2 separate regions of the Homo sapiens genome follow, and region 2 is linked to region 1. The links are chromatin contacts, found by Hi-C or POLR2A ChIA-PET in ENCODE. All regions are on one chromosome and are shown on one strand. The core of a region is the stretch at or near the end of the contact, and the rest is flanking DNA. Distances in the headings are between cores, read along the strand shown. Region 1 holds the start of FKBP6 (FKBP prolyl isomerase family member 6 (inactive)). Region 2 has its middle 37 kb from the start of FZD9.

Evidence for each region. A loop is a pair of places that touch in the nucleus more often than their neighbours do. ChIA-PET counts read pairs that join two places held with the same protein, here RNA polymerase II (POLR2A). Pooled maps may share reads with other maps.
Region 2: a loop to region 1 is called in a map of mammary epithelial cell, with 5 times the contacts of the local background. The contact joins the enhancer-like site here to the promoter of FKBP6 in region 1. A Hi-C loop is called at or near these places in 5 of 168 maps with a recorded cell type or tissue (GM23248, adrenal gland, mammary epithelial cell and 2 more) and 1 of 50 pooled maps. POLR2A ChIA-PET finds 5 or more read pairs at or near these places in 8 of 52 experiments (Caco-2, H1, HEK293T and 5 more).

The regions. Positions count from the first base shown.
Region 1 is chr7:73,325,454-73,331,597 of GRCh38, forward strand. FKBP6 (FKBP prolyl isomerase family member 6 (inactive)) reads left to right here and starts at 2,708. Exons shown (of 9, transcript NM_003602.5): 1 at 2,708-3,032; 2 at 3,122-3,239; 3 at 3,907-3,996; 4 at 4,697-4,899. The coding sequence starts at 2,976. TRIM50 (tripartite motif containing 50) reads right to left here and starts at 2,629. Exons shown (of 7, transcript NM_178125.3): 1 at 2,447-2,629.
Region 2 is chr7:73,393,730-73,399,873 of GRCh38, forward strand. No RefSeq gene overlaps it. Among named protein-coding and RNA genes, the nearest start is that of FZD9, 37 kb to the right of the region's middle. RefSeq lists enhancers at 1,659-2,159, 2,160-2,660, 5,919-6,028. Within about 2 kb of position 2,247, at least 4 of the 41 ENCODE cell types and tissues checked have a DNase peak (open chromatin) inside an H3K27ac peak, as active enhancers do; they include psoas muscle, where a contact is called at or near this core.

The DNA of each region.
Region 1 (6,144 bases), core at 1,458-3,957:
CATTGGAATACCTGGCTTCTCACAATCCGCTGGGCCTCCCACTACAGCCTCAAGCCAGCATCACTGGCTTTCCTTCTTCCCAGCAGGGAACAGCAGGCACAGAGTCAGAAGTGGGAAATGCAGCTGGACGCCTGCACCACTGCCTGGTCTCTGCCCCTTCTCTCCTCCCCTTTCCCAGCAACACCCCTGTGTCCCCAAGGTCACCAGAATCAGGTGGAAACTGGGTTACATCACGGGACTGGGGAGGCAGCCTTTGTTGGGCCTGCTCTGATAACATTCAGGTGCTGGCCTTGGCCACTGTGGAGGAGGGGCAGAAACAGAGGGACTGGGTACACCGTCCACACCTCATGACCCCAACAGGAGCAGATAGGTGCTGGGAAACAGTTCTTTCTGAATCTCAAACTCTTGCTCTTACTCTCCTTTTTTTGGGCGGGGGGGCTGGGGGGTGGGGAAAGACAGCTTGTTGCTCTGTTGCCCAGGCTGGAGTGCAGTGGCGTGGTCATAGCTCACTGTAGCCTCCAACTCCTAGGCTCAAGCCATCCTCCTACCTCAGCTGCCTGAGTAGCTGGGACTACAGGTGCATGCCACCATGCCAAGCTAATATTTAAAAAATTTTTTTAGATACCGGGTCTTGCTTTGTTGCCCAGGCTGGTCTTCAACTTCTGGGCTCAAGCAATCCTCCCACCTTGGCCTCCCAAAGTGCTGGGATTACAGGCGTGAGCCTTACTGCACCCAGCCTTCCCTCTCTCTCTCTTTTTTTCTAATACAAACTGGCAGATGATGATTCAATCTCTCTATTTTTTTTCATTTTATTGTTTTATTTATTTTAGTAGAGACAGGGGTCTCGCTTTGTTGCCTGGGCTGGTTTTGAACTCCCGGCCTCAAGCAATCCTCCTACCTCAGCCTCCCAAAGTGCTGGGATTATAGGTGTGAGCCACCAAGCCTGGCCTCTTTTTTTTTTTTTTTTAAGATATTCAAAGGTATCCTTATTTACTTAGATTTTTTAAATCAAGGTATAACATATACAAGTGTGCAAATCTTAACCACACAGCTTGATAAACACTTGATGTATATACACCCACTCTCAAGAACAAGATGTAGAGTGATTCCAGAAAGCTCCCTCCTGCCTCCTCCCAGTCATAACTCCTAACAAGGACAGCCACTGTCCTTATTACCATGTTGTCATGTGGACTGTTTTTGAATTTCACATAAACAGCATCATATAGAATGTACTCTTTTGTGTCTGGTTACTTTCACTCAATAATATTGAATTGTGAGTTTTTTTTTTAATGTGAAGTCTTTCAACGTTTAGAAATTCAATGACACTCTGTTATACAGGTTTTGTTTGTTTTCTGAGACAGAGTTTTGCTCTTGTTACCCAGGCTGGAGTGCAGTGGCGCAATCTGGCTCATTGCAACCTCCGCCTCCCGGGTTCAAGTGATTCTCCTGCCTCAGCCTCCCAAGTAGCTGGGGTTACAGGCGCCTGCCACCATGCCCGGCTAATTCTTTGTAATTTTAGTAGAGATGGGGTTTCATCATGTGGGGCAGGCTGGTCTCAAACTCCTGACCTGGAGCGATCCACCGGCTTTGGCCTCCCAAAGTGCTGGGATTACAGGTGTGAGCCACCGCGCCTGTCCTGTTATACAGTTAATGAATATTATGGTCATAATATACTGCTGTGGTTTGAATGTATCCTCCTAATTTCATGTGTTGGAAACTTAACCCCCAATGGGGCAGTATTGAAAGTTGGCTGTAGCTTACGCCTATAATCCCAGCACTTTGGGAGGCCAAGACTGGAGGATCACTTGAAGCCAGGAGTTCAAGACCAGCCTAGCAACAAAGCTACAAACCATCTTTCCAGCAAATTAAAAACTAAAAAATAAATTAGCTGGGCCTGGTGGTGCAGTTCTGTAATCCCAGCTACTCGGGAGGCTGAGGCAAGAGGATCTCTTGAGCCCAGGGAGTGGCGGCTGCAGTGAGCTGAGATCCATCACTGAACTCCAGCCTGGGCTCAGAACGAGCCTCTGTCAATCAATCAATCAATCAATCAATCAGTGTCTTGTCTGGGCCTAAATTCTCTAGAACACAATGGAAGAGAGAAAGTGAAAGAAGGTGGAAGTAACCCACAGCTGGGAGCCCTGAACCCTGCTGGTGGCAGGTGGCTCTCGTGTCCTCACCAGGTTGCCCTGCAATCACATGCTGCATCCTTTTTCCTGAACCTGCCCCACGTGCCCCACCACGCAGCCACTCCGAGGGCTCCTTCAAGGGCGGCAGCCCTGTCACTCACGTGTTCCAAAAGTGCTTCCCCTGTGCCCTGATGGCCTCGCCATGTGTCTCATCATGCCCCACGCGCTCCCACTGTGCGCCCCACCTCGCACCCGTGCCCCATCATGCTCTGCGTGCTCGTTAGGTGCCCCATCATTTCCCGCTCGCTCTCGTTACGTACCCAGCCTCCGGCCCCTGTAAGTGCCCCATCGTGCTCTCTGTCGCTCCAGTTAGATGCCCCATCCTGCCCCGCGAGCTCCAATTACGTGCCCCACCTAACCCCCCACGTCCGTGCCTCATCATGACCCGCACGCTATGGTTACATGCCCCGCCTCGCGCTACCGCGCGTGCCCCATCATGCTCTGCGCGCTCCCATTACGTGCCGCCACCTCGCGCCCCTGCACGTACCCAACGTGCCCTGCGTGGTCCCGTTACGTGTCCCATCATGTTTCGTGCGCTCCCATTACGGATCATACCTCGCACCTCACCGCGTGGCCTCTGTAGTTCCAGAGCTCGCGAGGGCCAGGGCCGTTGGCGGCGGTTGGAACGAAACGATGAGTGCCTCCTCGTGGCCCCAGAATGGAATGCCGCCGTCGGTAGGGGTCTGCCGGGCATAAAGGGGCCTTCGGAACCCCACCAGAGTCACAGCCAGGGAGGGCAGCGGGGCGCACCAGGCCGAAGGCTCACGCCACAGGGAGGGCAGCTAGGACATGGGGGGAAGCGCGTTAAACCAGGGAGTCCTGGAAGGGGACGACGCCCCCGGCCAGGTGAGGGCCCAGACGTTTCGGGGGCGTAGACGCTGAGGGGTGGCCGGGTGGGTCTGCGGCTCTGAGGCCTGGCTTTCATTCTCCATCAGTCCCTGTACGAGCGGTTAAGTCAGAGGATGCTGGACATCTCGGGGGACCGGGGCGTGCTGAAGGACGTCATCCGAGAAGGAGCTGGAGACCTAGTGGCGCCTGATGCTTCGGTGCTAGGTACGCCCTGGGGCGGTTTGTCCTCAGGATCCATGTCATCGCACTCTGTTGGGAAGAGAGAGGCCTCATTTTCAAAAAGCACTTAATGGGGTTGGAAATGCTTTGTTTGAAGTGGATTTTTGTTTTTTGTTTTTGAAACGGGGTCTTGCTCAGTTGCCCAGGCTGGAGTGCAGTGGTGCGATCATAGCTCACTGCAGCCTCCACCTCCTGGGCTCGTGATTCTCCTGCCTCAGCCTCCCAAATAAGGGATTTACAGGCGCGATCCACCATGCCCGGCTAATTTTTAATATTTTTGTAGATATGGGGGACTCTATGTTGCCCAGGCTGGTCTCAGACTCCTGGACCCAAGTGAGCCTCCCACCTCAGCCTCCCCAGTAGCTGGGATTACAAGCATGAGCCGCTGCTTCCGGCCTGAATTAGTTTTTTTAAGACGAAAGCTAGGGACTCCTATGTCCCCTTTGTGTGATGCTTCCGCAAAGCTCTTGAACCTCTGAGCCAAAGGGCCGGCACCCAAAATGCAGAGAGAAGATTTATTCCTGTACCTCGGGGTGTCGGGCAGCTTAAGCTCATCTGTTCACATTGTTTCTGTGTGATCATGAGAGACTCGATATTATGGTGGCGTGGGTGTTTTTGGTCCATTTTCCTTACATTCTTTCTTCTATCCTAGTGAAATACTCGGGATACCTGGAACACATGGACAGACCCTTCGATTCTAATTACTTTAGGAAAACTCCTCGGCTAATGAAACTTGGAGAGGGTAGGTTCAGAGTGGGAGCTGGAGAAGAAGGAATTGTTTAGGGGCTAGATGAGGCACGATGCCTCAGGCTGGGAAGACTGCTCAGAGCGCAGGTTCTTTGAGTTGGCTTTGCTGAGGCTGGGTTTTGGTAACACAGCCATGTTCTCTCCCCTTGAGACCTAGGCATTTGGGAGATGGCTTAACGGGCAAGGTATAATCTTTGCACTCTGACTTAACTAACCACTGGGAATGTTTCTTTGTTCATTTATTAAGTAAAACTCAATCGAATACTTACTTCCCACAATACATGGTGAAAAGAGAGGATGTACTCAGAAGATTAGAACATCTCCACCCTTAAGGACCTCACAATGTAGTGGAGGAGACTGACCTGCACTCAGCTCACTTGGTAGAATCGGATGAGTGCCTGGGAGGTGAAAGCAGTGTTGTGGGTGTGCTTAATGAAGGCATGATTAATTCTAGCTGGGAGGTTCAGGGAAGGCTTCCTGGAAGTGGGGGCATTTGAACTGAGCCTGGAAGTTTGAATAAAATTTATATCAGTAGAAGCTGGGCACAGGCTCAGGAGGAAGACATTGCAGGAAGAGGGAACTGTGTGAGGGAGACATGGAGGCCAGAGTACTGCTGACTTAGAGGGGGAAGAAACTGATAGCACTGAGCAGGATACTGAGCAAGCTTCACCCACCTTCTTTGTCCATTCTTACAGATATTACACTGTGGGGCATGGAGCTGGGCCTTCTGAGCATGCGGAGAGGAGAGCTGGCCAGGTTTCTGTTCAAACCGAACTACGCCTATGGAACGCTGGGCTGCCCTCCCTTGATCCCCCCAAACACCACTGTCCTGTTTGAGATTGAGCTGCTTGACTTCCTGGACTGTGCTGAGTCAGACAAGTTTTGTGCTCTCTCAGCTGTAAGTTCCAGAGCACAGATGTCAGCACTTTATAGAGAGACGAATGGGTTGGTGTTATTGGTAATTCTTCTAGATGGCCTGCCCTGAGGCTGATCGTCCTCTCCAGGGTACCCCCGCGGCTCCTGTGCGGTGGCGGCGGAGTTCCTCTGCTTCCTAGTCTGTGTTTGTCTTAGTAATGGCTCTCATGTGTAGATAAATGTGCTGGGCAAGGTAAGGCTGTGAGTTTAAGGATTAGTGGTTTGAACTGATTTTTCAGTCATCCTTTGCCTAGTTCTCCCTGTGAGACAGTGAACACTTGCTTTTCATCGTTTGGTTTCCAGCAAGGCAGGCATTGGTAGCTCATAACTAGGGTGACTGAATAATTGATTGTCCAGCCCAGCACAGGTGAGAGTAAAAGGGGCTGTTCACTGGAGGGGTTACCCATGACATCGGGTTTAAACTGAGACAGTCCCAGGCAAACTGGGATGTATGGCCACTGTCCTCACCACTTAAGTCTTGCCTCCTCTTTGTAGCCTTTCACTTAACCCTGTCCCGTAGATGCAGGGCTTCTGACCCCGTCAGCAGTCACAGGCACTGTCTTTATCATGCTGTCTCACACTGACTCCATCTGTGGCCTTAGAGGTCCATGCCAGGGTTTATATCTTCACATGGAGTCTCCCCAGCTAAACTGTCAGCACTCCAAGTGAGGGAGCTCACCCTTTTTCATCATTCTGAGATTCGAGTTTCTTGCAAATGCCTCGTCCCACCTGTGGTGAACTCATTTAGGATCTGGGGGGTGGGGCCGGGACCAGAGAGGCTCTATGGGTGACTCTGAAGATGGCCAGGGCAGAGCATCATGACCATAAAGACTGCCAGGGCCCTGAGCAAACCAAGACCTGTTCAGTGCTTGGTGGCCAAATAGTGGTTTTGAGCACTGACTTCTGTGCTTGGCAAGTTCCGTCAGTTTTTGATTCCATGGGACACTGCTTCCTCAGAGAACATCAGGGGAAGACTGAAGACGTAGACTTCCTTCTGGCTCTAGGGTGTAAAATGGGACAGGTTATAACACTGGTGTGGCTTCTGTCAGATTCAGAGGTGACTCCAACACAGAAGGCTGTAAACAGAAGTGCATGATCTGAAAAAGAAGAGCTCACAGCTGTAGTAACACTTCCTTTCTTTCAATTACTATTTTTTTAAATGGAGACATGTTCTCACTATGTTGCCCAGGCTGGTCTCGAACTCCTGGGCTCACGTGTACTAACACTT
Region 2 (6,144 bases), core at 997-3,496, 68 kb after region 1:
AGAAATATAAAAACTGAGCCACGTCAGGCAGAAGGAGATATCTGTGTTCTCTGCTGAATCCCAAGCCCTTCTTCCAGTTGCATAAGCGTTTGGGAGGTTGTCAATTGTGGTCCCAAAGGAAACAATCTGGGGAGAAGGTCAGGGCGGGTCCTTTTGGTTTTTTTGTTTTTTGTTTTTTGAGACAGAGTCTCACTCTGTCACCCAGGCTGGAGTGCAGTGGCACTATCTCAGCTCACTGCAACCTCAGCCTCCCGGGTTCAAGTGATTCTGCAGCCTCAGCCTCCCAAGCAGCTGGGATTACAGGTGCACGCCACCACGCCCAGCTAATTTTTGTATTTTTAGTAGAGATGGGGTTTCACTATGTTGGCCAGGCTGGTCTTGAACTCTTGACCTCAGGTGATCCATCCTCCTCGGCCTCCCAAAGTGCTGGGATTACAGGCGTGAGACACTGTGCCCAGCATTGATGTTCTCTAGAATGTAAGTGCCAGGTGTACAGGGACCTTGCCTGTCCTGTCCCCTGCTCTACCCCCAACCCAGGAATAACGCCTTTCCCATAAGAGGTCCTCCATGAATGCCTGTAGAATGAATGAGAGAATTCCCAGTTTAGAACTGGATAAGAGGGGCCTGTCTGTGGGTTCTGTGCTCATCAAGTGTTGTTTGTGTTACCAGAAAGGGGTCCAGATCCAGAGCCCAAGAGAGGGTTCTTGGACCTTGCACAAGAAAGAATTGGAGCAAGTCCAGCAAATGAAAGCAAGTTTATTAGAGAAGTAAAGGAATAAAAAAATGTGATGTGGTTTGTCTGTGTCCCCACCCATATCTCATCTTGAATTGTAACTCCCACAATTCCCGCATGTGCTGGGAGGGACTCGGTGGGAGGTAATTGACTCATGGGGGTGGGTCTTTCCCATGCTGTTATCATGATAGTGAATAAGTCTTACAAGTCTGATGGTTTTATAAAGGGGAGTTTCTCTACACAAGTGCTCTCTTGCCTGCCACCATGTAAGACATGGCTTCCACCTTCCACCATGATTGTGAGGCCTCCCCAGCCACGTGGAACTGTGAGTCCATTAAACCTCTTTTTCTTTATAAATTACCGAGTCTTGGGTATGTCTTTATCAGCAGTGTGAAAACAGACTAATACAGAATGGCTATTCCATAGGCAGAGCAAACCCCAGGGCTGCCGACTGGCTATTTTTATGGTTATTTCTTGATCATATGCTAAACAAGGTGTGGATTATTCATGACTTTTCCAGGACACGGGCAGGCCATTCCCAGAAATGACGGTTCCTCCCCCTTTTAGACCATATAGTGTAATTTCTGGACATTGCCATGGCATTTGTAAACTGTCATGGGGCTGGTTGGGAGTGTCTTTTGTATGCTAATATATCTGTGTGTGTGTGTATATATATATTTTGTTTTTGAGACGGAGTCTCGCTCTGTCACCCAGGCTGGAGTGCAGTGGCACGATCTCGGCTCACTACAATCTCCACCTCCTGGGTTCAAGCGATTCTTCTGCCTCAGCCTCCCGAGTAGCTGTGACTACAGACGCGTGCCACCACGCCCGGCTAATTTTTGTATTTTTGGTAGAGATGGGGTTTCACCATATTGGCCAGGCTAGTCTTGAACTCCTGACCTCGTGATCCACCTGCCTCAGCCTCCTAAAGTGCTGGGATTACAGGAGTGAGCCACTGTGCCTATACGCCATGCTAATATATTTTAATTACCATTAATGAGCAGTGAGGGTGGCCAGAGGTCACTTTAGTCGCCATCTTGGTTTTGGTGGGTTTTGGCCAGCTTCTTTATTGCATCCTGCCTCATCAGCAAAGTCTTTGGACCTGTATCTTGTGATATCGGACTTGCCGACCTCCTATCCCATCCTGTGACTTAGAATGCCTTAACCGCCTGGGAATGCAGCCCAGCCAGTGTCAGCCTCATTTTACCCAGCTGCTCTTCAAGGTGGAGTCACTCTGGTTCAAACGGCTCTGACAGTTACACAAAGGAAGCTCAGAGAAGAGTAACTCCTCCGAGGTCTCCTGGGGTGTGGTGTGGCCAGAACCACCGCTGAAGTCCAATTAAATGAATTACGTGCCTGCAGCCTCTGCCAGGACGAGAGCCTCTACCCTCAGCGCCCAGGGCATGGTGATGTTCTGCCAGGCAGAGGCCACTGCCCTGGAAGAGGGCCGGACTCCAGGACTCCAGAGAGGGTGGAGAGGGCACCTTGCCACCCGCTGGTTGGGCCGAGGCTGGACGCCCACACCCTGGACATTATGGGAGAGAGACGCTGGAGGCAGCTGTGTGACAGTCCTGAGCTTGGACACAAAAGGAATTTGGAGTTTTCCACTGTGATCTAGACCCTGGGTTGTGGTTGGAGAGACCCCAGTTCAAATTCCAGTGTGTAAAAACAGAGATAATAATAGCTGCTGCAAACACGTGTTGTGTGGATTGAATGAATGTGCTTATGAATGGCCCCTAGCAGGTCCTTCCCTACCGGCCCTTCCCAGACCTGACCCGGGGCCTGATCCCTAGGAAGGTTGCATCCCTGCACCCCCAACCAGGAATGGATCCTTCAGAGAGAGGCTGGGACACGGGAGAACTGGGTGACCAGGGCAGAGTGTGATCATGCCCCAAATAGGTTGCTTTTCCACCCGGTCACTTTTTCCCACGGTTGTTGACCTAGAGACAGCTGGAAAACTGGCTGGCCCAAGGGGAAGGGATGGCAGGGAGGGCACAGAGGGACACCTTGACCCTGTCCTGCCTCCCACCTCCCAAGGCGCCAGTCTTCTGGTGGGGGCTGCATCAGAGTGGAGGTCGGGAGGGCCTGGGATACTTAAGGCAGGGACAGTGGCTCTTGGAGCTGCACGGGGATGGGGAGTTGTTTAAAATGTAGCTCTGGGGCCAGGCACGGTAGCTCATGCCTGTAATCTCAGCACTTTGGGAGGCTGAGGCGGGTGGATCACCTGAGATTGGGAGTTCAAGACCAGCCTGGCCAACATGGTGAAACCCCGTCTTTACTAAAAATACAAAAAAATTAGCCAGGCATGGTGGCACATGCCTGTAGCCCCAGCTACTCAGGAGGCTGAGGCAGGAGAATTGCTTGAACCCGGGAGGCAGAGGTTGCAGTGAGCCAAGATCATGCCATTGCACTCCAGCATGGGCAACAAGAGCAAAACTCTGTCTAAAAAAAAAAAAAATGCAGCTCTGCACCAGATGCAGTGGCTCATGCCTGTAATCCCAGCTACTCAGGAGGCTGAGGCAGGAGGATTGCTTGAGGCCAGGAGTTCAAGACCAGCCTGGGCAATATAGCAAGACTCTGTCTCTACAAAAAAATTAAAAATTAGCTAAACATGGCAGCATGTGCACCTGTGGGCCCAGCTACCGCGGAGGCTGAGGTGGGTGAATCGCTTGAGCCCAGGAGGTCAAGGCTGCAGTGAGCCATGATCACACCACTGCACTCCAGCCTGGGCAACAGAGCAAGACCCTGTCTCTTAAAAAATACAAATAAATATAAAATGATCAATTAAAAAAATAAAATGTAGCTCTGGCCCCAACCCCAGAGAGTCTATGTCTTGGGGGGCTCAAAGCAGGCCCTGGAGCCTTTATCATAAGGAGCCTCCCCAAATGACCCTGCTGCAGACCCCAGGCTACACCGGCAGAGGGGTCTCCTCCCAGCTCAACCCTGGTTCCAGGTCACCCTGAGCTCCTCCCTTCCCTTCCGCCTCAGTTTCACCTGCTGTCAGATCACAGAGGAGCGAATAGCGCACTCGGATGCTTTTTAGGGGCTTTCAACTGAAGTCTCTCCGCCTCACAGTCCGCAACCGCTGCCGCCTCTGACTGTTTCTCCATCTTGACTTTGCCCAGGGATCTGTCCTGTCTCCTCTGCAGCTGGCCTGAGCCAGCCCAAGTCAGCCGTCTCTACCGGGCCCCTCTTCTCCAGCAGCTCAGTTTGGGAGGCAGCACCCGTCTTGGGAGACGCAGGGCAGGCAGTAAGCCTGGTGCTGGAGGAAGAGAAGGGGGAAGAAAAGGAGAAGGGGGAGGAGAAGGAGAAGGGGGAGGAGAAGGAGAAGGGGGAGGAGGAGGGGAGAGGGAGGAGGAGAAGGGGAGTGGGAGAGGGAGGAGGAGTAGGGGAAAGGGGAGGGGAAGAGTGAGGAGGAGGCGGGGGGAGGGGAGGGGGAGGGGGAAGAGGAGAAGGGGGAGGAGGAGAGAGGAGAAGAAACCTGGTCCAGATGGGCAAATGGGGCTTGACCAGCGGGTGGGGCCTTGTTGGGGGTGGGGGGCGGGTGCAGGGTTGGCTGGGCCATCTCTGCTCCACGCACAGCCATGTGCAGGATGCCATGTGGCTATTTTTACCCCTGCCAAGGAAATAGCCTGATTTATGTGAGGCATGGTCCCATTTGTTCGGGCCTGTGTTATAAATACACCTGGCCCCACACTCGTGTTCACTTGGACAGAGAACTCAGGTCCTGGCCTGCACAGCCTCTCTCTGGCCTCCCTCCCTGCCTCACCCTGCTATGCAGCCTTGTTGAGAAGGCCTTCTGTTACAGTAGGGAGCTAGTCACACAGGAGCAGGGCAAGACCCCCACAACCAGGAATGTCAGGCAGCCACCAGGTGATGGTCAGATGGTTGAGTTTTTGTTGTTGCTTTTTGTTTTTTTGTTTTTGAGACGGAATTTCTCTCTTGTTGCCCAGGCTGGAGTACAATGGCGCGATCTCGGCTCACAGCAACTTCCGCCTCCCGGGTTCAAGCTGTTCTCCTGCCTCAGCCTCCCAATTAGCTGGGATTACAGGCATGTGCCATCACGCCTGGCTCATTTTGTATTTTTAGTGGAGACAGGGTTTCTCCATGTTGGTCAGGCTGGTCTCAAATTCCCGACCTCAGGTGATCCGCCTGCCTCAGCCTCCCAAAGTGCTGGGATTACAGGCATGAGCCACCACGCCGGGCCTGTTTTTTGTTTTTGAGACGGAGGCTTGCTCTGTTGCCCAGGCTGGAGCACAATGGTGTGATCTTGGCTACTGCATTCTCCGCCTCCCAGGTTCAAGCGATTCTCCTGCCTCAGCCTCCCGAGTAGCTGGGATTACAGGCGCCCACCACCATACCCTGCTAACTTTTGTATTTTTAGTAGAGACGGGGTTTCACCATGTTGGCCAGGCTGGTCTCGAACTCCTGACCTCAGGTGATTTCCCACCTCGGCCTCCCAAAGTGCTAGGATTACAGGTGTGAGCCACCGCACCCGGCCTGTTGTTGTTTGTTGACACAGAGTCTTGCTCTGTTGCCCAGGCTGGAGTGCAGTGGAGCCATCTCAGCTCACTGCAGCCTCCATCTCCCCAGCTCAAGTGATCCTCCCACCTCAGCCTCCTGAGTAGCTGGGACTACAGCCTCCACCACCACACCCAGCTTGCTTATTTATTTATTTATTTATTTATTTAGTATTTTTAGTAGAGCTGGGGTTTCACCATGTTAGCCAGGCTGGTCTCAAACTCCTGACTTCAGGTAATCCACCCACCTCAGCCTCCTAAAGTGCTGGGATTACAGGCATGAGCCACCTCACCCAGCAGTCAGGTGGTTGGTAACTGTCTCTCTAAAATAATAATTGGTTGCAACCAACACCAGGGAAAGGCAGTTTCCCAATAGATAGAAAGCACCTGGAACTGGTGATCAGCAGCTTCCCGATAAGATCTCAGGAGCTGGGCGAGTGGGCTCAAGCATGTGCACTAAGAGGCAACATGGTGGAGTTTAACTGGCATATGACCTGGGAGCATTTGACTGGTAAAGGAAGAATGCCTCAAGTAAGCATGCGCACTTCAGTAAACACGCTGCGCATGAGGCCCCTCCCGAGCGCTGGCAGGCCACTGCGCATGCGGCCCCTCCCGAGTGCTGGCAGGCCACTGCGCATGCGGACAGACCACCCCAAGGGAAGAATCGGGGAAAGTTAACGCAAGCCCCGGAAGGATGCCAACGTATCAAACGCCAAGTCCAAGGTCAAACAGTGCACTTGACTCTCAAGTCACCTGCTTGACCCTCTTCCAAGTGTACTTTACCTCCTTTCCTTACTGCCCTAAAACCTTTTGTTTGTTTGGTTGGTTTTGTTTTTGTTTTGAGATGGAGTCTTGCTCTGTTGCCCAGGCTGGAGTGCAGTGGTGTGATCT